6 separate regions of the Homo sapiens genome follow, and regions 1, 3, 4, 5 and 6 are each linked to region 2. A link is a loop called in an ENCODE intact Hi-C map of the cell type or tissue named here. Cell type or tissue: dorsolateral prefrontal cortex. All regions are shown on one strand.

What was found. Peaks named below come from ENCODE experiments on the same cell type or tissue, not always from the same donor. Only the 100,000 strongest peaks of a DNase experiment are listed, where the experiment ranks them.
Region 1: it touches region 2 in a loop (9-fold over the local background); 8 of 110 quality-filtered maps call a loop at or near these places.
Region 3: a loop joins it to region 2, with 18 times the contacts of the local background. A loop is called at or near these places in 15 of 110 quality-filtered maps.
Region 4: it touches region 2 in a loop (6-fold over the local background); 11 of 110 quality-filtered maps call a loop at or near these places.
Region 5: it touches region 2 in a loop (5-fold over the local background); 9 of 110 quality-filtered maps call a loop at or near these places.
Region 6: a loop joins it to region 2, with 6 times the contacts of the local background. A loop is called at or near these places in 3 of 110 quality-filtered maps.

Annotation. Positions count from the first base shown.
Region 1 is chr11:122,211,359-122,215,358 of GRCh38, reverse strand. All of the region lies in intron 2 of MIR100HG (mir-100-let-7a-2-mir-125b-1 cluster host gene), which reads left to right. Among named protein-coding and RNA genes, the nearest start is that of MIR100, 61 kb to the right of the region's middle. In dorsolateral prefrontal cortex, a CTCF peak has its summit at 2,045; a DNase peak (open chromatin) is centred at 2,028; H3K4me3 peaks cover 783 bases; H3K27ac peaks cover 3,921 bases.
Region 2 is chr11:121,721,061-121,725,060 of GRCh38, reverse strand. No RefSeq gene overlaps it. Among named protein-coding and RNA genes, the nearest start is that of SORL1-AS1, 270 kb to the right of the region's middle. In dorsolateral prefrontal cortex, no CTCF peak of the experiment used is centred here; DNase peaks (open chromatin) are centred at 1,510, 2,070, 2,450, 2,920 and 1 weaker place; H3K4me3 peaks cover 2,325 bases; H3K27ac peaks cover 3,770 bases.
Region 3 is chr11:122,098,514-122,102,513 of GRCh38, reverse strand. All of the region lies in intron 4 of MIR100HG (mir-100-let-7a-2-mir-125b-1 cluster host gene), which reads left to right. It overlaps MIR125B1 (microRNA 125b-1), which reads left to right and starts at 2,670; the gene lies at 2,670-2,757. In dorsolateral prefrontal cortex, CTCF peaks have their summits at 458 and 658; DNase peaks (open chromatin) are centred at 663, 1,693 and 2,073; H3K4me3 peaks cover 4,000 bases; H3K27ac peaks cover 4,000 bases.
Region 4 is chr11:121,669,355-121,673,354 of GRCh38, reverse strand. No RefSeq gene overlaps it. Among named protein-coding and RNA genes, the nearest start is that of SORL1-AS1, 220 kb to the right of the region's middle. RefSeq lists an enhancer at 401-901. In dorsolateral prefrontal cortex, no CTCF peak of the experiment used is centred here; a DNase peak (open chromatin) is centred at 1,763; H3K4me3 peaks cover 1,144 bases; H3K27ac peaks cover 3,994 bases.
Region 5 is chr11:122,200,923-122,204,922 of GRCh38, reverse strand. The region is part of intron 2 of MIR100HG (mir-100-let-7a-2-mir-125b-1 cluster host gene); the gene reads left to right. Among named protein-coding and RNA genes, the nearest start is that of MIR100, 51 kb to the right of the region's middle. RefSeq lists an enhancer at 1,534-1,743. In dorsolateral prefrontal cortex, CTCF peaks have their summits at 1,602 and 1,810 (motif pointing right); DNase peaks (open chromatin) are centred at 1,792 and 2,092; H3K4me3 peaks cover 2,664 bases; H3K27ac peaks cover 4,000 bases.
Region 6 is chr11:121,927,747-121,931,746 of GRCh38, reverse strand. No RefSeq gene overlaps it. Among named protein-coding and RNA genes, the nearest start is that of MIR125B1, 170 kb to the left of the region's middle. RefSeq lists enhancers at 1,928-2,428, 1,284-2,684. In dorsolateral prefrontal cortex, no CTCF peak of the experiment used is centred here; a DNase peak (open chromatin) is centred at 1,956; H3K4me3 peaks cover 2,040 bases; H3K27ac peaks cover 3,413 bases.

The sequences.
Region 1 (4,000 bases), 490 kb before region 2:
ATTGGGGGTTGCTGACCAGTGGCTCCTGCCAGCTTTCTGAATGTGTGGCCAGTGGAGGCCGGCCTCTCCTTAGCAGTGAAAATGCAAATGGATTTCTTTAGAAATGTCAACAGACACTTGACACTTATCCTTTAAGGTACTCCCCAACGTGTCTCCTGACTGGGCCAAATTTAGTTTCTCCCAAATTGCTCAGAAATGGAATGTTTGCTTTTTACTTTTTAGCACTCTGGGCTTTTCTACAAACTCATAAAAGTTGGTGATTCTAACCAAGGGATCACAAGAAAGTGGGGTGCTACTTTTTATGAATTAAATTCAGTACCCCCATTATTCTCTGTTTTAGGTTGAAGATCTCTTGATGTCAGGGACTTATGCATTTGCTCCCTCTCCATCACACACAGCCTGGCACACAGTAGGTGCTTCACACAATCTTGTTAAAAGGAGCAGACTCTATCTGGTCAAAATCATTCTTGGAAGTTCTTTTCTATTTGTTTGTTAAAAGGAAAAATGGCCAGAGTTGAGACTGTGAAAGTTCATTCCTGATTTCAGACCAAAAAAAATAAAGCTGAACCTGAGAGAAAAACAATGATGAGTGCAAGTTGTGATTTCTATGATCACTCTGATAAGAATGAGGATCGTGACCGGCTGTGGTCTCCCAAGGTTTGAAAAAAGAGAAATATATGCATGCAGGAGAGAACTGAGTTAGATATGAGATAGAACTTCCTAAGAGCAGAGGTTATGGGATACCCTTATAAAATACAAATGGGGGTTTATGCTAGCAAATACTCTAGAGAGAGATACACATCCATGTAGTTCAATAAACACTTATTAAATTCCTGCATTATGCCAGCACTGTATTAGATACTGGAGTAAAAAAGATTGTAAAGTATAGTACCTGGTCACCAAGAAGACAGAGACTAACAAGCAGACAATTTCAATATAATTTCCTGATTGCTAAGAGAGAAGTATATGTGCCCAGGGTGTTGTGGGAGAATATGAAAGTGCACTAATTCAAGCTGTGTAGTCAGGGAAGGCTTCCTGGAGGAGGTAGTGCTTCTACTGAGTCTTACTATTGGGTGAGAGATATCTAGAGAAATAAATGCAGTCAGCATATTCCAGCAAAGGTGGAAAGCTAGATTAGCTGATGTACAAACATCTTCAGGTCACAGAAACTCCTTTTAGTCCTTCTGAATTGAGTCATCTGGGAAATGCTGTTGTCCCACAAGAAATGTCTTACAATTCTGGCAGCCTAAAGGGGCTCAGTTTTCTATTGCATGTTCAGCTTGTCACCTTGTTAGGACAGCCTCTTATAGACTTAGGAGGGAAAGAGTAAAAGAGGGAATCTTATTTTCATTTGCATCCAAGGATCATGATCCATTAAGCAGCCTCTGTGCTCTAACATTCAGGGAGCTGCAGGACTGGCATATCCTTGATGCATCAGATCTGATATATTTGTGTTCAAAGGGAACAAACCAACTACTACTGATAAGTTCTCTCACAGCAGCTACTTTTTGAGTTCCAACAGGTTGTTGTACCTAGCCCCATTGTACAGGTGGGGAAACTGAGGCTGAGGGGCACAGAGTCACTTTCTAGGCCCTGGGGAATAACTATTGGCTACTGCATAGTAATTTAGCTTCTTATTTCTCACTGTACCTTCCCAGGGTGGGAACCTCTGAGAGTCAATTTTCCCAGAAAGAGGCACTTTCGAAATGGCAGGCCTGTTAGTAATGGCCTGTTTCCACTGGGTATCCTGCCCATTGGGCTGGCACTATGGGAGTGGGGGTTCCCAGCCACCCCAGGGAGGTCATTCAATCCCAGCCATGGCAGCTGGTGTCCTTGGTGCCCTGGACCACCATCAGAGAACGGAATCTGCGGGAAAACAAAGAGTGCAGCCGTGGCGGCAGACCTGAGCCCTCCACGCCTGCTTGCCCAGGGCAGGTCCCAGTGGGGTTAGTGCCAGGGGCTGTGCTGATTCTCCACCCCCTTCCCGGCCCCTCGGCTCATCTGCTGGCTTTCAGAACTCCAGCCATCCTGAATGGGTCTTTGTGCGCACCCCAGGAGCTGGCTCGGAAGAGCCTGATGGAAATGCTGGACAGAGACATCTCCTCTGGATCCAGGCACAGCCCGTCATGGTGCCATCTTGCGGGAGTCAGGCTTTTATTGTTTCACCACGTTGCTCTATCTGGGAGTGGGTTGGGACCTGGTGAATGGGAGAAATATTCTGCACCCCTGACAGTGGGGTCATGGGTAGGGCCGAGGGGATGGCAGCACCTCTGTCACTTTCCCACAGCTCTCTTTCCCACGGTCAGTCTTTGCTACTTTGCCCCCCTGAGATGATTGTGATAATATTAATAACAAGAGGCATCGTTAATGGTCACTCCCGAGGTGCCAGGCATTGTGCTGAGGGTTTCATTCCATTGAATACGTGTTCTCAAAGATCCTGTGGGATGTGTTGTCTTATTATTCTCATTTTACAGGTGAAGAAACCAAGGTTAGGAGATGTTAAGCTACCTGCCCAGGTAATTCTGAACAGGAAGATGAGCACAGATTGGATGCAACTCTGCCCTTACCTCCTCCTTCCAGCCTTCAAGGTGTCTCTTTCCAATCATTGAGGTCCTAAGGCCACTTGTACTCTCATTCCTAAGAAATCCCTGAGCTCCAGGGCGCCAGCACAGACAAAAGCCTGGTTCTGGCAAAATGTGAAAAGCCTCGTGGCCTCTCAGATTCCTTTTTTTAATGCTGTGCTTTTTTTTTTTTTTTCTGAAATCAGGGGTGTATTTTATTTTATAAGATAGAAGAAATTGTAGATGTATAAGGAACACGTTGGAGTACAACTATAGATTGAAAATTGTGTTAAAGGACCTTATCTCCATCCTCAAAAAACAAAATGGTTTTATGAGACAAGCAAGTACCACATAAGGGCTGGAGTGCAGGATGCATTTCAGATGTCAGTGGTCCCAGCTCTGTCACCGCCGGCACTGCTCTGGCCAGGCGTCCTCTGTAGATGCAGGGATGAGGGTTAATTCCAGGTGTCTGACTCTGAGGCTCTCTTTGGCTGGGTTGGAGAGTAGGCAGAAATCTTGTTTTTATTTTTTTAATAGACAGAAGCAGTGGTGATAATGGCATCTACTCACCTGCCTGGCTTCTCTTCTATGTATGACAAGAGTGTCATTTAGGAAGGGTGATTGATATAGCTCTCTTATGGAGCAAACTCGATGACCCTTTTAGGGGAATGAAGTTTTAACCATGACTTTTAGAGCAGCTCTGTTAGCTGAGCCAAACAGCCAACTGGGAAGGGCTGTGAGTATCTCTCTGTTTGGAAAAAGGCTATAAATAATCTATGGTAAACAAATAAACAAAAACACCAGAAGAAACACAGGTTAGATCTTCAGAAGAACTTCCTAGCTGTGCAGTGTGGTAAGACATCAGGCAAAATTGTAAGTTGTGCCCCAGAATTTGCTGAGCTCCCCTCCCCTCCCCTCCCCTCCTGTCCCCTCTCCTCCCCTTCCCTCCCCTTCCCTCCCCTTCCCTCCCCTTCCCTCCCCTTCCCTTCCCTTCCCTTCCCTTCCCTTCCCTTCCCTTCCCTTCCCTTCTTCTCCTCATCTTTTTTTGAAAGAAAGTTAGCTTCTAACTCTCTAGGCTGTTATCTGTATAGCCCATACCATTCCCAAGTTAGAGGAATGACCATTGACTATCATAGGCCTCATATAGAGAACCTTTATATCCATCATTAACACATGACAAAGACACTCTCTAGAATTTGAATCCTCAACATTGTGTGTGGTATAGTGTGTTATTCCCCTCAGTGTGAAAAGTTAATGTCCATTCCTAGCCACTACTGCATTCAACCCCAGAAATATCAATGCTCTAATGATGGGTAAACTGTCTGAGTTGTTTTTTCTATTAATTATTCTCCAAGTTGCTTTCTACAGTCTTTTTTTTTTTTTTTTTTTTTTTGAGATGGAATCTCTCTCTGTTGCCCAGGCTGGAGTGGTGCAGTCTT
Region 2 (4,000 bases):
TGACAAAGGGAGAACATTTTTGTTCCGTACAAGTAAATAGAATCCAAACGGGCTGTTCTGGGAGCTTCTCTCAGTTGCCACCTCCCCAAAATATTGTTCCAGATGCCCGGTAATAAGGGATCCCCAGGGTATTCCAAAAAAACTAAAGAAGAAGTTGAAAAGTTTAGATTGTGGACTTGGTGAGGGGTGTGACCGTCACTGAACACAGTCTGGATCAATGATTTCTATGAAAACTTCCAATGCCCCAGTTCTGTGATGCATGTGGCTTTGAAGACTTGAGTCTCACAGGGGCCTAATTCAACATTTGGCAATCCTTTAGAGTATGTGGTGCTTGGCATTTTCATCGCTTCATTATTTAAAGGGCAATTCATTATGTGCAATGGAAACAAATAAAACTCTATTTCTGACATTTCTAAATCTGAACCCTGAACCCTCAATAAACCTTCCAGTTTCAAAATAATTATTTAAGCAAAGCCCTGGTGTATTCACTCCAAACCATTGAGTGGTGTTCCTAATGGTTGGTGAGGCAATCTCCAATGCTGAGACTTGGGTATTGAAACTTCCCTGAAGAATATTAAATAGTCCCCTACGCTGCAACCCATTAAAGGCAATCTTGTCCTCACAGGCCTCAATCAAATTTGCACAGCAATTAGTCCTGCACGGGGTTTGATACATTTCTTAATTATAAAACAACTTTGTACTCTATTGGCTCGTTCAGATGGGTTAAGAGAACATTAATTACCTCCTCCTGAGACATCAAAGAGTTTTTTTTTTAATCCCCATTTTAGGGATGAATAAAGCAAGATGACGGGAGGAACTAATGTCTATTGAGCACCTACTATGTGTTCAGTGGACTTTGTGGTGATTTACAGACATATAAATAAGCATTTATTATGAGGTAAATTATTACTCCTGTTTTACAAAGGAGGAAAACAAGTTTAGAGAAGCTGGATTATCTGACGTTGTTCACATTGCCAGTACATCGGTTGGTCTGCCTGAAAATCGTGTTTTGTATGTGGTGGCCCCTGAAACTGATGATGTTCTCCCTGACTTTCTAAAATTATTGAGGCCTGGCTTGGTGGCTCATGCCTGTAATCCCAGCACTTTGGAAGGCCAAGGAAGTCAAGGTTACAATGAGCTATAGACCTGCTCCTGCACTCCAGCCTAGGAGACAGAGCGAGATCCTGTCTCTAAAGTGAAAATAAAAATAAAACTGTTATTCATCATGCTTTTTTTGAGCACTTTGTGTATGCCAGACAGTGTGCTAGGGGCACTGAAGAATAAAATGACTGGGTCCCTGTTCCCTGCGGACCAGCCATGAGACAAACATCTCCTCTCTGGCGCTTCTGTAATGGAAAAGCTGTGGGAATGCTGAGCAGGGAGTCAGTTTAGCTCAACCAGCTCAACCCGGAGTGGGCGCGGCCCTCAGAGTTCACACAATCTAAGGTGCGTCTCCCCCGGCTCCAAATCCCCTGGAAATCGTCATCTCTCCATCTCACCCTGGTCTTAGGCATTACACAGGGAAGGAAGTTAAAACATGTCAGGAACGAGCTCCGGCAGAAAAAGAACCCAGGCATTCTTGTGGCCCCCGCTTTGGCATCAGAGAGTCCCAGCCTCCTCCTTCCCTTCGCTTGACTCAGGCAAACCCTCCTCGCGCTCTCTGCAGCATCCCTCCCCCACCTTCAACCAGTCTCGATTCTTTTTCTTTCATTGTAATCTTCCTAAATTGCACATTTCATAAGACCTTCAGGAAAAAAAGTCAGGAAATGAGGTTTAGAGGAAGAGGGAGGCGGAGAGTAGGGGGCCGGGTGGGGAGGGTGGAGGGGGAAGCAAACTCCAGGAGAGCTAGTCTTTCATTATCACGACCTGTTAGGCGCATATCCCATCCCTCTCCCTGTGCCACCCTCTCGCTGGATGCGAGCCATCCTCCGGGCTAATGAGCAGAGCACAGGAGATAACTAATCCTAATGCAATTACCGCTCGGCATTACACTGATAGGTTTGAGGCGCTCCCTGTGTGCCCCGCAGCCTGAGACAGGCTTGTGCAGATGTGCCTTCGTCTCCTGTCGGAGACGTTTTGACAGCTGTATACAGTGCCGGGCCCCCTCCCCCACGACAGCATCCCGGGAGAGTGATCTTTTAACAGCGAGTCCCCATGAAGCCTGTCGGAGGTGAAATGAAATCTTAGCAGCTTGGGGGAAGCCTGGTCGGGCCGTGCGCGTTCAGATGCTATTTCCAGGGCGGTGATGGAAGCGGCGGAGACGCGGGCCCCTTCTCTCCGGCCGCCCCCCACCCCCGCCGCTTCCTGAGAGCCTCACGGAGTGTTTAAACTGCAGTGAAAAATTAGAGTGCGCAGGCCCGGCCCTCTCCTGGCGGAGCTCTGCGCTCCCGTGATAGGGGGATGGTTTGCAGCACACATGTTCCTTTGTTTGGCGGGACCACGTGCTCTGTTTGCACAGCAGCATGTGGTACCACTGGAGGAAATCGAACCAACACTGAAAGTTCAAGGAACAGCCAAGCTCTGCTGGGAAGCGGCTGCGTCAGGGCCGGGATGAAGTGAGGAGGCAGGAGGCCGGCTGGACTCCCTCCGAGAAGCAGGGGGTGGTGGGAGGGTGACGGTGGGGCCAGCGCTATTTGGGATAAAGGGGACTGCAGGTTGCTGGCACCGAGCGCTCACTGGGAGGGTTTTCTGCAGTAACCAGCCAGTCCTGCCTGGGATGGGAAGTGCACTTTGATTATGATTATAACCGCTTGTATTTGAAAGAGCTTTATAGTTGATAAAGGCTTCTAGCAACCTTTTTTCATTTGATCCCTGTAAAATCATGTGATGCTAAAGTAAGTGCCTCTCTTTCTTGAGGTAAAGAAGGAGAGGGGAAGGGCTGGAACCCGTCAACCCTTGGCCGAGTGTCTGACCTTCCAGGAGGCCTAGTGGGGCAGCTCTGACCACGCTGATGACAAAATGCATGAAACAGTAATCGTTTGTCTTCTGCACATTGCGCACTCTCTCTCTCTCTTTCTTTCTCTCTCTCTCTCTCTCTCCCCACCACCACACACACCCCGCCCTCTGTTTAATTACAGAACAGTATATGCTGTGGGTAAAAAAAAATTCAAACAATACAGAAATATGAGATATATACATATATAGTATAAAATGGAAAGTCTCCAAACTCAAATTTCCTAAATAGCCATGGTTAAGAATTTCAGTCATTTCTTTATTTTTCCATGCATATCTGAACATATTTATGCAATTTATCAATATATGCATTTTTATTTAAAAAAATAGGAAATTACTACACATACCATTAATTTTCACCATATATCAAAGATGTCTTTCTGAAACAGAATATATAAATCTGTAGCATTGTTCTTTTTAAGAGCTGCATTATATTTCTTTGTATGGATATACCATTACATTATTGAATAATCAGATAGTTTCCAGTTTTTGTTTATACAACGTCAAACTAAACAGATTTCAACATATGTCGCACACTGTGAAAGTATTATTTTAGGAGGAATTTCTAAAATTGCTCATTCAAAACAGTGTGGAGTTAAAGCGAAGACACATTTTAAATTTCAATAGACATGGCCAAATCATTCAATAAAAATGTGACACTAAATTATAAGACACATAGAGAAGTTAACTGTTAGTGTATGACATTAGTGTATGAAAGTTAACTGTTTCCATACACACCTGACCTGGGTACTGCAAATTCAACAGAATGAAAAACTGATATTTATAAAGAATGAAGCTGAGCATATTTCTTATAAAATTTTTAGTGGCCATTTGTCAATTTGATTCTATAAGTTACCGTGTCTATTTTTTCTATTGGTCTGCTTTTCTTTTCTTATTAATTTGAAGAAATTCCCTTTAATATTTTGCAAGATTTTTTCCAGGTCATTTACAGTTTTTCAATTCTGTTATAGAAATATTCAGTACTTAATACAGTCAGATTTGTCAATCTTTACATTTATGGTTTTTAAGTTTCATGCCATGGTTAGAA
Region 3 (4,000 bases), 380 kb before region 2:
TTTGGGCATTGTTGACTTTCCGTCCATAAAGAAAGGCCACCAAGATTCACAAAATCCATCACCTGCACTCATACATGCATGTGTGCTTGAAATTCCCCTAGGATGTGAAACAGTTAGGCAGAGAACTGCACTGTGGTCTCCCTTCCTCACTTCTTTCCCTCCCTGTTTTTCCTTTTCGAAAATGTGATACCTGATCTCTAGGTCTTGCGGGCTGAGAAATTTTTTGTATTTGTATAATGCAGTGTCTGGCCTTCCCCCTGACCTGCTGATGTATTTTTGGCCTCATTAGTAGTCAGGGAGATGCCTTAGTGCATCCAGCACTGCAAGTCAGGGATGAGACACACTACAACAGGAGAGGGAGCAAGCGCGAGAGGATATTAGAAGAGAGGCTTGTCTCCAAGATATGGAAGGAAGTGAGAAATGACAGGGCTGCAAGCTTTGTATGTAGGAGCCCGGCAGGGCGGGGGAGCGGCGAGGAGAGCCAAGTGGATTCTCAGAAAAGGGGGGAAGCCATCGAAGAGCTAAAGGTGATTAGAGGGGGATATTGATTTCTTATTCTGCCAGAGATTTAAGCAGGCATGCGAGGAATCTGCACCATGGTTGGCAAAAAGAGACCCGTTGCCTCCTGTAACCAGACACTCAGGCTTTCCAGGAGCCCAGGGAGCAAGCCGAGAAGAAAGGGGGCAGTGTGGTCTAGGAAAATTCAACTTGTCGCTGATTTGTGCCTGATGCCTGCTGTCCGTCAGCAGCCTCCCTTACAATCTTTTTTTCTCTCTCTCCTTTTTTTTTCCTTGCCTTCTCCTTCTTCACTGAAGCCTAGGGGAGCCAGTAAAGATTAAATGTGCTTCTCAAAGGCAGCCACTTCATGCTGCTATGTCGAAAGGGCCATTATTATTATTATATTTTAATGGTAAAAGAGAAAAGGAGAGAGGTTGAGCGAGCGAGAGAGAAGCTAGGTGTGATGATGACAGACTAGCTTTTCTGAGAGGAAAAGGAAAAGGGAAGGGAGAGAAAAAGGAGAGCCTCTGAGCTCAACGGAGGATTGTGCCTGAGAAGAACCCACAGAGGTGAGAAAAAAGTTGTCTTGAAGGTGGGGGTGGGGGGGCTGCTAAACAGACACTGTACAGAGGGAGAAGAGACATAATTTAGCTGTGTTGCTAGTATGATTCCATTTTTAAAGGAGGGGAGGGGGAGAGTCTAGAGCTCTAACTGTTTTTAGTTGCATATGGAAATATCTAAAAAAATATTTAGCATTTTTACTAAGTGCGTTGAGGCCTCTCCAGTGTCCTCCTGGCTGTGGCTGCTTTGTCATTCTCTTTGACTAGCCAGCCATCTACCTTGCTCAGGCCTGGAATAAAAGAAGAACAAGAAGAAGAAAGAAATGAAATGAAAAACAGAAAGAAAAAGGAGAAGAAACATTTGTAAAAGGGTCATCTTCCCATCTGCCTCCCCTCCTTTTCCTTTCATTTTTGGTGGCGGCACAGGAAAGCCCCACTTCCAGTCTGATGAGGAAAGCGACAATCTATCAGGTACAGAACCAGGGGCTGTCTGCGAAGATGGAGGGGAATTATGCTTCGGATTCCTCTGAAATATTGGCCAAAGGCTTCAAAGAATCCGCAGCGGGAGGTGCGGGGGGAATGTCTCTCCCCAGCCCGCACCCAGCCCTTCCCACTTCGTGTCTACCAAATGACAGCCTGGTGCTCGCTCTTGGTGATTTGGCCTTGACTTCAGCCAAGCAGCTGATGCAGACGAAGCCTCCGTTTGCAGGACTGGCAAAGTGCACGCTAAAGAAAGAAGGAAGAAATTTTTCAAAAAGCAGCTCTGGGGAGGTTTCATACTCCCCCCCCCCCCCCGCCTTTTTTTAATTTTTAAGTGAATATTTTCCAAATTTGATCAGTTCCAGCCCCTCCCTCCACTCCCACCCAACTGCCCTTTTTTCTCTCGTCAAAGCATAAGCTACAGAGTTACAGTCTCGAGATTTGGTGTATCGCTTCCTGCCCCCGCCTCCCCTCCCCGCCCCCGTTCTCCGTCCTCTATTGAAACACCTCGCCCAGCCTAGCGCACTGAGAGCTCTCATTTTCCCCCCTTGCTCGGGATGGTGCCACAGGAGGCTGTGCGGGCCCCGCTCCGCTTCGAATGGGTGAGTTCAGAACGCTATTCGTCTTTACACTTCTATAGCCTCCGAATCCTACTTCTTGGTCTTCTCCTTTGAAAACCCGATTTCTATGATTTTTGCATGCGGCATACTTGCCCTGGGGGAAAGAGATGCCTCCTATTTTCTCTTCAGTCATTTGTGCTAGTCGTAAATTAAAGCTTTGAAAAGACACTAAATCCTTATTGTAGACTATGGTTTTAAAAACTTGGGCATTTCTGAGTCTGTGCATATTATTTTCCGTTTTAGTGAACTATTTTGCCCAAATCTTGAAAGAGTTTTCTCTGATGTACTCGTGATCGTATGTGTATGTGCGTGATTGTATATGCGCCCCCAGATACTGCGTATGTGTGTATATATGTATTAGGCTTAAACGGAATCTCAATTTTGTGAAGGAAAGGAGCTTAGAGAAGAAATACCATACCACCTGTTTGTTGCATCTTAGTTATGAACCTCGAACAGAAATTGCCTGTCATTCTTGTTTTGCTTTGCTTTGTCTCAAGAAAGAAAACATTGTTGCGCTCCTCTCAGTCCCTGAGACCCTAACTTGTGATGTTTACCGTTTAAATCCACGGGTTAGGCTCTTGGGAGCTGCGAGTCGTGCTTTTGCATCCTGGAAATTTGGTGGAATTTTATTCTTTAAAGCAAAAACAAAAGAAAAGAAAGTTTGTCTGAGGTGATTGAGTATACCTCTGAGGTTTTCATTGTTAGATGGGATCAGGTGACCAGAGAGTGGCAGCTCCTGGATTTCTGTTAAAGTAGGTATATATTTTGCTTTAATAGCGTGTTGGCTGCTATGTGTATGTATGCATGTTATTGATGCCTGAGGCTTGTGGAACTCATCTGCCTGGTCTATTCCTTGAGAGCAACACGCAGTAGTATACGAGCGTAACAAGAACAGCTCAGTACCTGGTGCTTGACCTCAGAACATCTCAGCTGAAGTCCCAGCATGCCCCATGTCTCCAACTTTCAAACTCCACAGTTAATCTTAAAATTGTGCCCAATTAAAATGGGCATGTGAATATATTATATATTCAGTGTCCACACATGTGTATCATGGATGGCTAGACAGTGAACATACAGACGCAGATAAAGGCAAACTAATAGTTTGGAGTAAAATATTAATAGGTTAAAATTCTATTCTTGCAATTCCACACAAAGGATGGAAGTTATGGTATTAATAAAAATTAAGTTTGTATGACTTTGCAAGATTTTTTAAAAATAAAAGGAGGGATACCACCTCCTTGCTTGGTATCTTTTACAAAATGTTATACTTTATGGATATAAAGGTGATAAAGATTGGAAATAAATCTTCTAAATATGTAAAATGAAAGCAACAGCAACAGCAAACACAATTATCGTATTCTTTGGGAGTAACAAATACTGGTTTTCATTTTAAAACTAAGGAAAATTTTATCAGTACTTAAATTCAATCCAAAAAAGGTTTTATAACACCCAAACTGTACATTTAAAATTATCCTTTCTTAAGGTAATGGCTAGCATTACCTAGTTTGTAGTTTTCTTGAGCTGTAACTTTTTATAACTGAATCATTTCAGTGATTTAGGGCTGTCTCGTAGTTGGGGAAGAGAAACAGTAACTTACCTTTCCTTTGTTGTGAAAAATTCTAGTATAAAATATCATTTAAACAATTTTCGTATTATTGGGCCAACATTTCTCTTCTATGTTTGAAAAACACCTAAATCAACCCCAATCCAAATGCTTTCTTCTTCTAAAGACTTTATATTGGTTGTAGCCTTGTTTTATACATGTAATTGAAGGTTAGGGAAACTGTTCTTTGCCTGTTATTGTTTTTTATTTTAAGTGTTTATTGCAATTTTAGTCATTAA
Region 4 (4,000 bases), 52 kb after region 2:
TCAGGCTGACTGTGACTGTCTGCCAGCACCTCTAACCACTCTACTGCCAAGGCATGGCTGAAGCAAGCTGCAAACTCCGGTCAGGGCCAGACACCAAATAGATCTATTTTCTGTGTCCCAGGCACCCGAGAAGGCCTCAGGGGCCCTTTCCCAGCTCATGCCGCCAGCACTTCACACATGCTTACAAGGAAACCAGGAAGCCAGTGTGCATAGGTGCCGGTGCCTAGCACTGAGGGGCCAGGGTGCTGGGCAGGCAATGCACAGTGCCCGTGGATGCCTGGCAGGTGCTGAGCACCCACCCTTCTCCCGCTTGCTGCCTGCACAGGCTGCAGTTCTTTGTGTCTGAGTTTCTGCTCCCTGTCTGCACTAGACTGGGTGGGGTGGGGAAGCCGGAAGTGTCAAATCAGCATCTGGGTCTTGAGAAATGCCTAGAAGTGGACATTTGCATTAGAAACTTTGCCCGTTTGGACAGAACAAGTCTGCCTGTGCAGTTGTTTTCCTCTCCTGGCCTCCTTCCCTCCCCCGCACCCACTCCTTATCACCTTAGCTCCCCTTTCTGATTTCTCTACCAACCCCCTCCCTCCCTGGTCATCTGGATCTCGTTGTTCTTGCATTTCCCCAGCTGCCTGTCTGCATTAGCAGCCCTGCACGTGCACAGACACACACGTGCTCCCGGCACCCCCACCCTGTGGCTCTTTACCCCAACAACCCCACACCTTTTGCAAATTCACAAGGCAATTCCTTCCTTGGCTCCAGGACCCCCTTAACAGAATGGATTCTTTATTCCAAAGTAGGAATAGAAAGGGCCTTGGGTATAGTTAACTTGAGTGAGAGAAGCCACCAGGAAGGGGTGCATTTTTGTATGGGAGAGTGGGTGGGCGGCTTGTGTGGTTTGCAGTATTTTAGTCCTTTCTCAAAGACTATACCATATGAACAATCTACTTCTCCACTTCAGGGGCTTCCCTAAATGAAGACTGTTGAAAGGAACATATAGGGAACACCCTTAACAAAATGTGTTTCCCTCACTTCACCTAAAGGCCTTTTGCTGCATTCAATTACTGTTCATTTTATATTGCTTATGTTAACCAATGTGTTGAAAAAGATCAGCAAAAATCTAAGACATTGTCACTTTAAGAATCTAGACTAAAACACCTTAAATGAACTCTGAAGCAGACAGATGAAAAAAAAAAAAAGCCCTTCTCTGGCCCTTGCTGCTTTTGCCATTATTCATGATGTAATTTTTCAGGTGTTAGTTTGGCAGAGAAAGATTGGAACAGAGCTTGTTGCTAGGACATGAATGAAGAAGAGGGATCCCATTGGTTCTTTGGGACTTGGCAGAAACCAATGGGAATGAAGGGGATGGAGGGGGGAAAAAAGCCACCAAAAGGAAAAAAAAAAAGACTCTCCCGGCTGGACTATTATTGCGTTTTCTATGTTAAAGTGGGGTATTGTAAATTTATGGGAGGTTTCGTTGGTCTATTTTTTTAAGGTGTAGGTGGGTAGTGGTGCTCGATGGACCAAGGCTGAGAATGAGCAATTAAGAGGCAGCTTTGTTCAGACTGTCCTGGGTTTCACTAATAGCTCACTGTTACTGGCAGTCTGGAGAGGTATGCAAACGAGGCCGGGTACATTTCACACCCTCGCCATGCTGCCACACACCGTTTGGGGAATACAAGTATACTAGAGCTGGAGGCAGGGATGAGGGTGGAGGGGCACTGGGATGCTTCCTCCAGCCTCGAGATTAGGTGAACCCCAAACAACCTTTTACAATGTAAGTGAAACTGCTCTGTGTGTGGAAACGAGGGGCCCAACGTGTTCCCTGCCCAACGCTTCTGAGCCGCCTCCCAATACGCTGCCCTAAGCATTTCACTGAGTCAGGGCAAGATGTGGCCCAGCGAAACCTCTAGTTCTGATAACAAGCATGTGGGCTCATGTGTTATCAGTGCAGCAGAGAATGTCACTGGGACTTCCAGACGGAGGCTATAAAACGTTCCCCCACTTAAGCCGTTTGCGTTTCAGCCTCCCAGCTAGCAAAGTAAGCAGTTCTGTGTGCCAGTCATGCTTAGCTGCTTGATTCTAGGCAGAGCCTTGCAAATCTGGGCAGGAAGAGAAATATCGATCTCCACAGGTCCCCCTCATCTCCTCCATTGACTGTGTAGACTTGACAATCATTGCGGGGCCTCCGTTGCTATATTCCATTGTCTGGGCTCCGGCTGTAACCCACATCTTTTCTTTAATACATGGGCAGGGTTTGGGCTGAGTGACTTGAAACACACACACATAATAAATTGACTTCTATTGGGTTATAGACCTGGCCAGTTTATTTACACCCTGGAGGGGGCTCAACCTCTGCCAGATTCCTAACATCAGAGATTTTGTGGCTGGAGTCCAGCAACATAAAAGGATTTCTTTTTGTAATCGGAGCACTTCCTAAGACCACAGGCAGTTTCAACCAATTAACATCTCTGATTGCAATAGAAACATTTTAGGAGACTCACAAGGACTAGGAAGGTTTTCATTCACAAGCCTTTATTGAATCCATAGCATCCAGGAATTGATCTGATTATTGATTTATGATGATCATCCAGGAATTGATCTGATTATTGATTTATTTCTTGCTGATTTCTGTGACTTCTCAGGTTGTTGGCGATTTGGGAAAAAGGAGGGTGGGGTGTGGGCAGAAAACGGGAAGAAATGAAACAAAAAGGGAATTGTTTTTAATAGGCCTGTCTTGTTCTTTCAGCCAAACGAATCCCACGCACTGTTCATGTCCACCCCTCAGCATTGATAGAAAACATAGCTCCAAGTACAGAGCTTAATTGCACTCTTCAGGTGACAGGTAGCTTGTGTGCCTCAGTTCAAAGCCAAAGTCCGGGTTGAAGAAATCTGATTTCAGACAGTCAGCATTTTAAAATAAAAGCATTCACCCTGAGCCCCAAATGGGAGGTCTCTCTGCAGCTTTTTCATTTGTTTTTAACTCAGACTGCTTAACAAAGCTGTCTCACCCAAACTAAGCAGAGCCTTCAGAGCCTGGTGCCAGGGAGGGTAAACTGTACAGGAATGAGGTTGCAGGCAGCCTCCACTGGGGAGTGGGGAGCTGAGCAGCCACCAAGGGGGACAAACAGGTCCCCGGAAAGAAGAAGGAAGGTGGCAAGGCGTCTCTTTCCCTATATCTCAATGTATTAATGAGTTATTTATTAATTAGGAACCTTTCTATATTTACTGAGGAAAATGTGTGAAAATCATAAGATCTGAGCTCTCCCTTTCATGGAAAAAAAAAAAAAAAAAAAAAGACAAAAAAGACTATCAGACCAGTTGAAGAAGCAATACTAGAGCTCTGTCATTTAAGCAAAAGGGATTGTATTCAAAGCCAGGCTCTAACTTGAAGCCTCCAAATATCCAACTTATGTATTATTAACTGCATAAAAGCGTTGTCATTCCTGGGTGCAAGAAATTAACAAGGGCCCCACAAGTTAAGAGAGCTGCTTAGTGACACCCGATCAACCTGGGTCAGGAACCAGAAAGGAGAAAGGAACACCTCCCACTTGGATCAGAAAGGACCCTCCACCCACGAACAGACTTTAGAAATGAGCACATTTTCATTGCCACTGCGTGACCTATAAGCTAATTATGTTTTCCTGCAAGGGAAGCAAATTATATTGATTGTACAATAAAAGCTATTGTCATTCCCAGTATATTCATCATGACTCAGAAAGATGCAAAAATATTGACTTGCTCTAAATAGCATTTTACTTTTGTCTCCAGACAACAGTTTTTAAGGCATAGCATGACTAGAGATGATTTTGTTAACCAGTCATGGGGAGTGAAAGGGACGGAGGAGAAAGCAGTTTATGGGCATAACCTCGTCCACCATTTGTGAATGACAGAGAACTCTAAGGAAAAGCATACACATTTCCAAGTTCATGAAAGAGTTAACCTTGGTTATTACATATATATTTTTTAAATTCCCTAAAACTCCCAATAGTATGCACCGTAACAA
Region 5 (4,000 bases), 480 kb before region 2:
TGTTTTGTTTTGTTTTTTGTTTTTGTTTGTTTTTTTTTAACTTGAGTTTGTAACAGGGCTTAATTATCTTCAGGGCAGTTTAACCCTTTCATATTCAGCCCTAGGCCCAACATAGGTCTGAGAAATATTTAGTGAGTTTATGGTTCATAGCAATATCATCATTGACATACTTTCTTCTGCTTTGTCATCCTCCTCCTCATCATCATCGTCATCATTTAAGTGGCACACAACTTCTTTTGCTTAAAGTTATTGCTGTCTTTTGTCTTTATTCCTGTAATACCAATGTTAGTTATGGAGAAAGAGCTCATAAAGTAGCTGCAGCAGAATCAGAGACTCGTGCAACTTCAAGTATCATTTCCAATGCACTAGTAAGTGGAGCTAAGATCAGAACCCAGGGTTCCTGACCTCCTCCTGCACCGTATGTCTAGACTATGTCCTGTCTCTGGAGAAAAGTGGGAGTGACACTCACTGATCATCCTCAGTACAGGGCATTGAGCCACACCATTAAGGAGTATTGATTGGCTCCCCCTCTGTGAGAACAGTATGCTGGGTGTGACACAGACAGAGAGACCCAGACCGAGTCTGCAGGAGAAAACTGGTCATGATGTCAAACGTGGAGGAAACAACCAATAGGCCTAGTGGGATGCTCTCTATTTATCAGCACAGTTACTGGAATCCAAACAAAGAAACTTTCCAGAATGACAACCGTGCTCTGCCACTGAACTGTAGGTGAGCATGTGGTTTGTGACGTATTATTTCATTCTGCCATCATACCAGTTGTGAGATCTTGCTTGTGAAACTAAGTTAACTCCATTTTATGGACAAAGAAACTGAGGTGAGAGTAGTTAATTGAGCATAAAATAAGTAGCAGAGATAGGTATCGAGTCTAGATCTGTTGAAGCCTAGAGCTTGTTTTGCCACGTCATATTGTCTCATTGACTCTTCCAGCAGTCCTGGCAAGGGAGTCCTTAATTTCAGCAAAACAAATCTCAGACCAATTTCCACTGGACTCTATTAAACTCCACTACCTTTCTGATGTTGGTGGCAGCTCTATACTGAACCATACGTGAAGATTGAACTTGGAATAAAATAATAAAGCTCCATTTGTTAAAAACCACAGCTACTTCATGAGCTGTTTCTCCATAAGCAACATAGACACTACAGTAATAAAGATTAAAAAACAAAACAATAATAACCGTAAGCAAAAGAAGCTGTATGACACTCAAATGAGGAGGAGGAGGAGGAGGATGACAGTGATATCTGCCAGGGTGGGTTAGTATAAATGAGACCGTGTTCCTCTGGAGAAAGATACTATTTGGACATACAGTCTGTTTTCACTAAGGTGGGGAGCAGTATGTGTCCAGAGCTCTAGAGGGACCGAAAGGCCAAGTGTCCACGGTGGCAAGAGAATCCAGGAGACTGGACCATCAAGTCTTTTACTCAGAGACTGGAGACCACGCCTTACCTCTCGGAACAGCCCTGTGTGAACCTCCGACTTTATGATACGTTGTGATTGTGATACAGGACTTCCCATGCAGCGCGTAAGCCATGCAGGCTTATTACTCACACCACACTCACCTGGACCCAGAGACCTCCAGGCACTGAGGACTGCGTCTCCCGGAAGTATTTCCCTGAGAAATTGCAGAGGACCTCAGTCCTGCAACTCACACAGAGGCTGTTCTTCGTGGCCGGAACCGGACCCCACGCCCTCTGGGGCACATCCCTGAGTGCGAGCACTCTTCTCTCGCCCTCCTCCCACCCAGGCACCGTCCCAACTGGGCACTGCCTTGCTATGCCCCACATCTCCCACAAGGGGGAGCCGCCGGAGGGCAGCTGGGGCTGCGGAATTTTGGAAGCGCAGAAGTTTTCTCCTCCTGTCCTGTAACTGGTTTTCACTCACTCAACTGAGAGATTTCTTTGTTGCAATGATGGGGTCTAAGATAACACTTCTGGAGGCTGCAGGCGAGAAACACAGCTGATATCATCTTTTATTGTGTGTTGTTATTTGCCTAGCATTATAAATTAAGGAGGAATAGTAACAAAGAGCTTGAAGACATGCACAGCTCACAGGCCCCGGGTGGAGGCTGGCGACATCAGACAGACAGAACCAAGACATCTGAGGGGCAACCAGGAGGTGCGTGTGGCTGCAGAGCACACAGGTAGGTACCCGCAAGAGGACAGTCGTGACGGGGGGAGGAGCGGATGGAGCATTCACAAAAGGTGGTCAGCAGAGATTAAAGGGGAAAGGCAGTGCAGAGGAGTTGGGAGATGGAGGGAGAGAAGAGGGAGGAGTCCCAAAGGAGCGCAAAAGAAAAAAATGTTTGCAGGGTGTGATACAAAAGGCTGACCACGGAGTGGGAGAGGGAGGGTTTGGAAAGTGAATCAGAGACATAAGAGGGTTTGAAGTTGGTTCCAACTCGGCCACCCCAGAAACTTCACAAGGCAGGAGAGGATGGGAGATTGACACAAAAGGCTCAGTTGCACAAGAAAATTCAAAGTGAGTAGGTGTGCCAGAAAGTCAATCTAATCATTCTGGTTGTGTGTCGTATAGCCACACCCACTCCGGACTTTAACCCAAACTAGAAGGAATTCTGGTCTGAGTGTGTTTTCAGGTCCTCTCTGCTCGGAACTCATGTTTCACACTTTCCCTTTCTTCCTTCGGCTCTTCCACAGTCGCTCTAGGTAATGGAATAGGAGTCAGAAATTCCGTGTTCTAGTCCAGGCTTTGCCACTTGCTGGTGAGATTAGCTTAAGAAAGGAAATATCTGAGTTTCCTTTTCCTTTGTCTATAAAAGGAAGATAATAATATATTACTTATGAGCCCTACAGGGTTTTTCTGAGGGTTGAATAAGTCAGATAGTGTGAATGAATGCTCTTAATAGATTACAATTGCTAGTTAAATAAAAGATGGCATTAATAATAATTAATCAGTTAATATATTCTTCCTATCCTCAACAGCGGGTTTGCCTACTGAGCTGTGGAGATATATATATATATATATATATATATATATATATATATATATATGAAGAATCAGATAATATATAACATATACGTTATATAGATATATTAGCCTTAACCTCCTATCTGTGAGAAAATTTAGAATTTATGACTCTATTTCCACAGCACATGTTAGAGTAACCTCTTTGGGAGATAAATAGGAATCTTTGTATACTTACCTTTTAGCCACCATCAAATGTTCTTTTCCCCGACCTCAGCTACAGTTTTGTATTTCTCAAACATGCAGATAATGATTGATGGTGTCTGCCTGGCTACCTGACTGATGAGTGATTTGTCTGTGTCCTGGACACTGCTGCCAGAGCAAATGTCACACCATGTCTCAGGCACATGATCAGACTAAATATGCTTGGAAGAAGCAAATAAGAGACTCTGTTAATCAGTTAATCATCCCATCACTATATTCACTGCCTGAAATGTGTTTGCTTTTTTTTTTGTTTGTTTGTTTGTTTTTGGTCTGGGTCATTTGTTACTTAGTTCCTTGAAATGTCTTGGATGAAAATTGGGTTCTGCACACTGGATCTGGCTGGTTGATTCTGCCTGCGAAGACTGAAGTTGGCTTTGATGCCTATAGATGCACTCACCCTTCGCTCGGGTTCCAGAGGCCATGTGGTGTATGGGGAAGGCAATGTAGATGGTGGGAAAATCACTTGACTTCTCTTGCTCATCTGTCAAATGAAACTGTTACCATCCTTCCTTCGTGCATCCAAATATAGATGTAAGGAGCACATGTGATTATACTGCACACACCAACAGTTCCTGACTATCCAAGTGCTGTATAATTATAAGGTTTTATAGTCATTATTCTGCTGCATGTTTCTTACTAGTGATTTACCCGTATTGCACAATTAAAATTATTTGAAAAGCTGTCTTTCCCCAGCTGTTAATATAGTCCCTTACTTTTTTTCATTTCCACCAATCAACTGATAAATCAAATATTTATAAAGATGCTAAATTTGTCATATACCTACTCACCATCAAA
Region 6 (4,000 bases), 210 kb before region 2:
CCCAACTTGATTGCCCACCATATTCATTGGCCATAGCTTCAGGGCGACTTTTAATAGCTTTCAACAAATCCACCCTCTAAGGATGAAGATGTACCACATTTCAAGATATTTAAGAAAGTACCAACAGTGTCCATGCATAACTTTCCAGAAGAGTTCCAAAAATGCTTTGAGCAATTTCTCAGTATCTTGGGAATCAGCAAAAATCTACTGAGAGGACTGCTTTGCAGGCAATAGTGCTGCTTTGGAATTAGACATTCTCATTCATGTGTTACATAACAATAACAAGCACTTATTAACTGTTTACTATGAACCAACTCTATCCAGCAATGTTTGCGTGTGTGTATTCTCACTGAACCCTCCCAACAATTATATGAAAACAGCAACAACAACAATGGTTGTTTTTGGCATTTACTGAGTGCCCATGATGGGTCAGACAGTGTTAAGGATTATTTCGTTTTAAACCCATTTTACAGACAAAAAAACTGAGGTTTAGAAAAAAGTAAAGAACTTTGCTAAGGTCCCAAAGCCAGTAAGAGAGGAACTAAGATTCATATGCAAATGTATCTGACTTGCTTATAATTACTCTGATTTATGCCTGTGGTAGGCTCTGCACTGTGATGTGACTGCCGGATTTATATATATATTATATATATACGTATATATATAATATATATATTATATATATATTATATATATTATATGGTAGTAGAATGAATATATTACTATATATATTATATGCTAGTAGAATGAATAAACTTATATCAGTGACAGTGGTCCCACCAAGGCAAATAAGAACAACAAGCAAAAGTGATACAAGAGGGTTCAGCTCATCTAATTCCTAAACTACAGCCACGTTCCTGTTCATAGGAGAGAGCAGTGGGCATCAGAGACCAAACCTGGATGTCTCCAAGCCAGCTGCAGCATGGGGCTTTGTGATTTGCTGTTTCACTCCAGTTAAGCCCCTGCAGGGCCCTGAGTCTTAGTCACTCCAGCCAGGCATCAGGAATGGGTACATTCACCTCCCTTCCCCAGCCTTCCCCTATGAATATTTATAAAGCGCTCTAGAATCCTGGTATCCCATAAAAATGCAAAGTACGATTATTATTAATGATACAGTTAGCAAGAAGGACATTTGTTATTTCTACTCAATTGGTTTCCCCCAGGAGCAGAAACAATTTTTTTTGACATAGTATTAATGCGCCGCCTCCGCAACTTTGGTCATCTGTCATCTTCTTTCGGACAAAGTTGAGCCAGTGTCTCAGGCAGCACCCTTCCTTCCCCTTTGCAATATCGGCACTAGCTGAGCCCAAGTGGCTTTATGGTTTAGATGAAACTATGGATCTTTATTTGATTTCTGGTATCAGGAAACAATTTATGAGGATCAAGGCAGTTAGGCTACGCGACTTCCTTTCTTGCCGAGGTAGTCGCTAGTCGCACAGGCAGCCCTGGCTCATAAATCTCGTTTTATTTCCCCATCTATTCACCTGGAACTAAGTGATTTTTTTTAAGGCAAAGGGGAGAACACATTTCCTTATGTAAGCACTCTTCCTCCAGCTCGTAATCACCATTGTTTCTCAGACGAACTAGTGAGCAGCTGAAGCAGGAGCCATTTCCATTTTCGTGCATCACACTTGTATTTTCAGAGTTTACAGAAAAATACTGCAACCAATTTGGGATTTCCCTGTAATGAACCACTTCCTCTAAATAAACCAGAATTGATTCCAATGTGAATTTCAGAGACGAAAGGGCTTTCTGAAAACATCTATTTTCATATGCCCTTCAGAAACTACCTTGCCTTTCTTTTTGCTCCCATCCCCCGCTCCCACCCTCCCTCAAGCCCCCCACCCCGCCTTCCCCTCCTTCTTAAGAAGACTTTCCCAGGTCCCTCTTGGCTGTGGTTGAACGACGTTGGCTCCTGTCCATGCTGCAACAAAGACCTGGCATTCCAGCTGTCTGCGTCTAATCTCCAGTGTCAGCTCTCGTTAATGTGTGAGCGTGAAATCAGAGGGGGCAGAGCTGCACGGAATATTAAAACCATGATCAGAATTCCACTGAAATGCTGAGAGTCTGCAAGCACCATTAGAGGAGGCTGTCAAATCACGGCTTCGCATTAAATAAAAGAAAAGATTTCTATCAGAGGAAAGTACAATCAGTGAATCGCTGAGCTAAATTAGCATTTTTTCAATTGGAGATCGAAGTTGATTTATTGTTCTACACGACATTAATGTAACTATGTGCTTGACCTGCTAAGGCAGCTAATTTTTCATTTAAATGGTTTCTTTCCTTCCCGGTGCAAAGGCTGCAATCATATTTCAACTTTGCAGAGTGATCAGAAAAGTCGTGGAATGCTGCAGAAATGTCTTAGGGCGGCCTTCCTTCCCCTCCCCTCTCTTTCCTTTCCTTTTTCCAACTCCAGCGCCTTCCTCCTCCCCTCCCCTTCCCCCCTAACCTCATGGCTGGTGGTCAAGGTCACAGAGGAAGAGTAATCTCAAAGCCACCGACTTCAAAGCCTCCATCAAAGAAGCCCCTACGTAGCCATTGAATTAAAAGGGAGTGGGGGAGGGTGGGGTCCTGGCACTAGACGTTCCTACCAGCAAGAAAGGACCCTTTAACTGCCCTGCTGGTGTGGCCAAATCTGGGGCGTCCTGGGTCCAGTTTTCTCCTGCAGGCCTCTCAGTATGTGTCTCTTCTCATCCTCCCCATCCCCCTCTCCTCCACACTCACATCGTCTGAAGATAATATACATTTCCAATTAGCAGAGCACATTCTAGTCATGTTCTCTTTTACTGCCCTAACTATCTTCCTTTTGCTAAAAAGCTGGGCTGTCATTAATGAAATCCTGCAGTTCTGTTAATCCGAGATACAATGCTCCTTTCTCTCTCAGTCTCTCCCTAACATAAAAACTACAGTTACTGAAGCTCCCCTCTTCTGTTTGGAGTCCTCGTTGTTTGTCTTTCATTGCATACCTGATGTAGCATAGTAGCAGTCGAAGTTCCCGGACGGATGTAGAAGGAAAAAACACAATTATATTTGTTTCCCAGTGTCCTTGTTTGCAAAGGCAGCTGGCATTTTCTGTTTTTATTTTTTTAAGCACATTGATTTTTAAGCTCTGGAAATTTAGGAATATGTCTTAGGGTAGTTTGGGGGCCTTTGCCTATAGCAAATTTGTTGGATTTAAAACAATTATAGCTGGAAGCCCTGGAAGAACCCTGATAAATTACTTTCCGGCGTTTGTCTGAAATGCCTCTTATGAATTAATGCATTGTATCCATAAGAGAAAGGGCAGGTGGGTGGTGGGCAGTGGTGCTGACATTTGCCACACCTTACCAATATCAGTATGACTTCCAAAGCATAGCGGACATTGGACCAATAGCTGGTACTTATATTTTGGTTTTCTTCTTCCATCCCCAAACATCTACATTCTGAATTACAAATTGGGAACTTTCCTATATTTGGAGGAGGCATGAAGTCAGTGTCAATCCCTTAGATCTGGAGGCCTTGAGAATTTGAGGCTAAGAACGGAATCAGCTGCTACATACCCAGCTAGCCATGGACAGATGAGGTGAAGAATAGCCCCCTACCCCACCCCCGTGGCCTCTAAGACAAGGAAATCACTCGGGCGGGGGCGGGGGGGTGGTCAGTGCAGTGAGGGAAACTTCCCTCTACCTTCATCACAATTGGATCTAATTAGCACCCCTTGGTTGGCCAAGATGCTATGGGGTGATTGGGTCGATGTACTGACCTCTGCTCTGACCCAGTGAAAACGGCTCTACACAGGCCAAAGGTGAGGTTCTTGGCAAGAGACTGTTTAGTTGAATGCTGGAGACAGGCACCAGTTGTCTTCATACCTGCTGCTATGTGGTGGAAGTTGCTTATCTTGCTCATCTTTTACTCCATTTAGAAAGTAACACCATCTCTCCCCCATGTTGACTACCACTCAAAACAACCACTCTAAAAAAGAAGCACGGATTTCATTCTCCAAAGGCAATGAAAGTTTGGT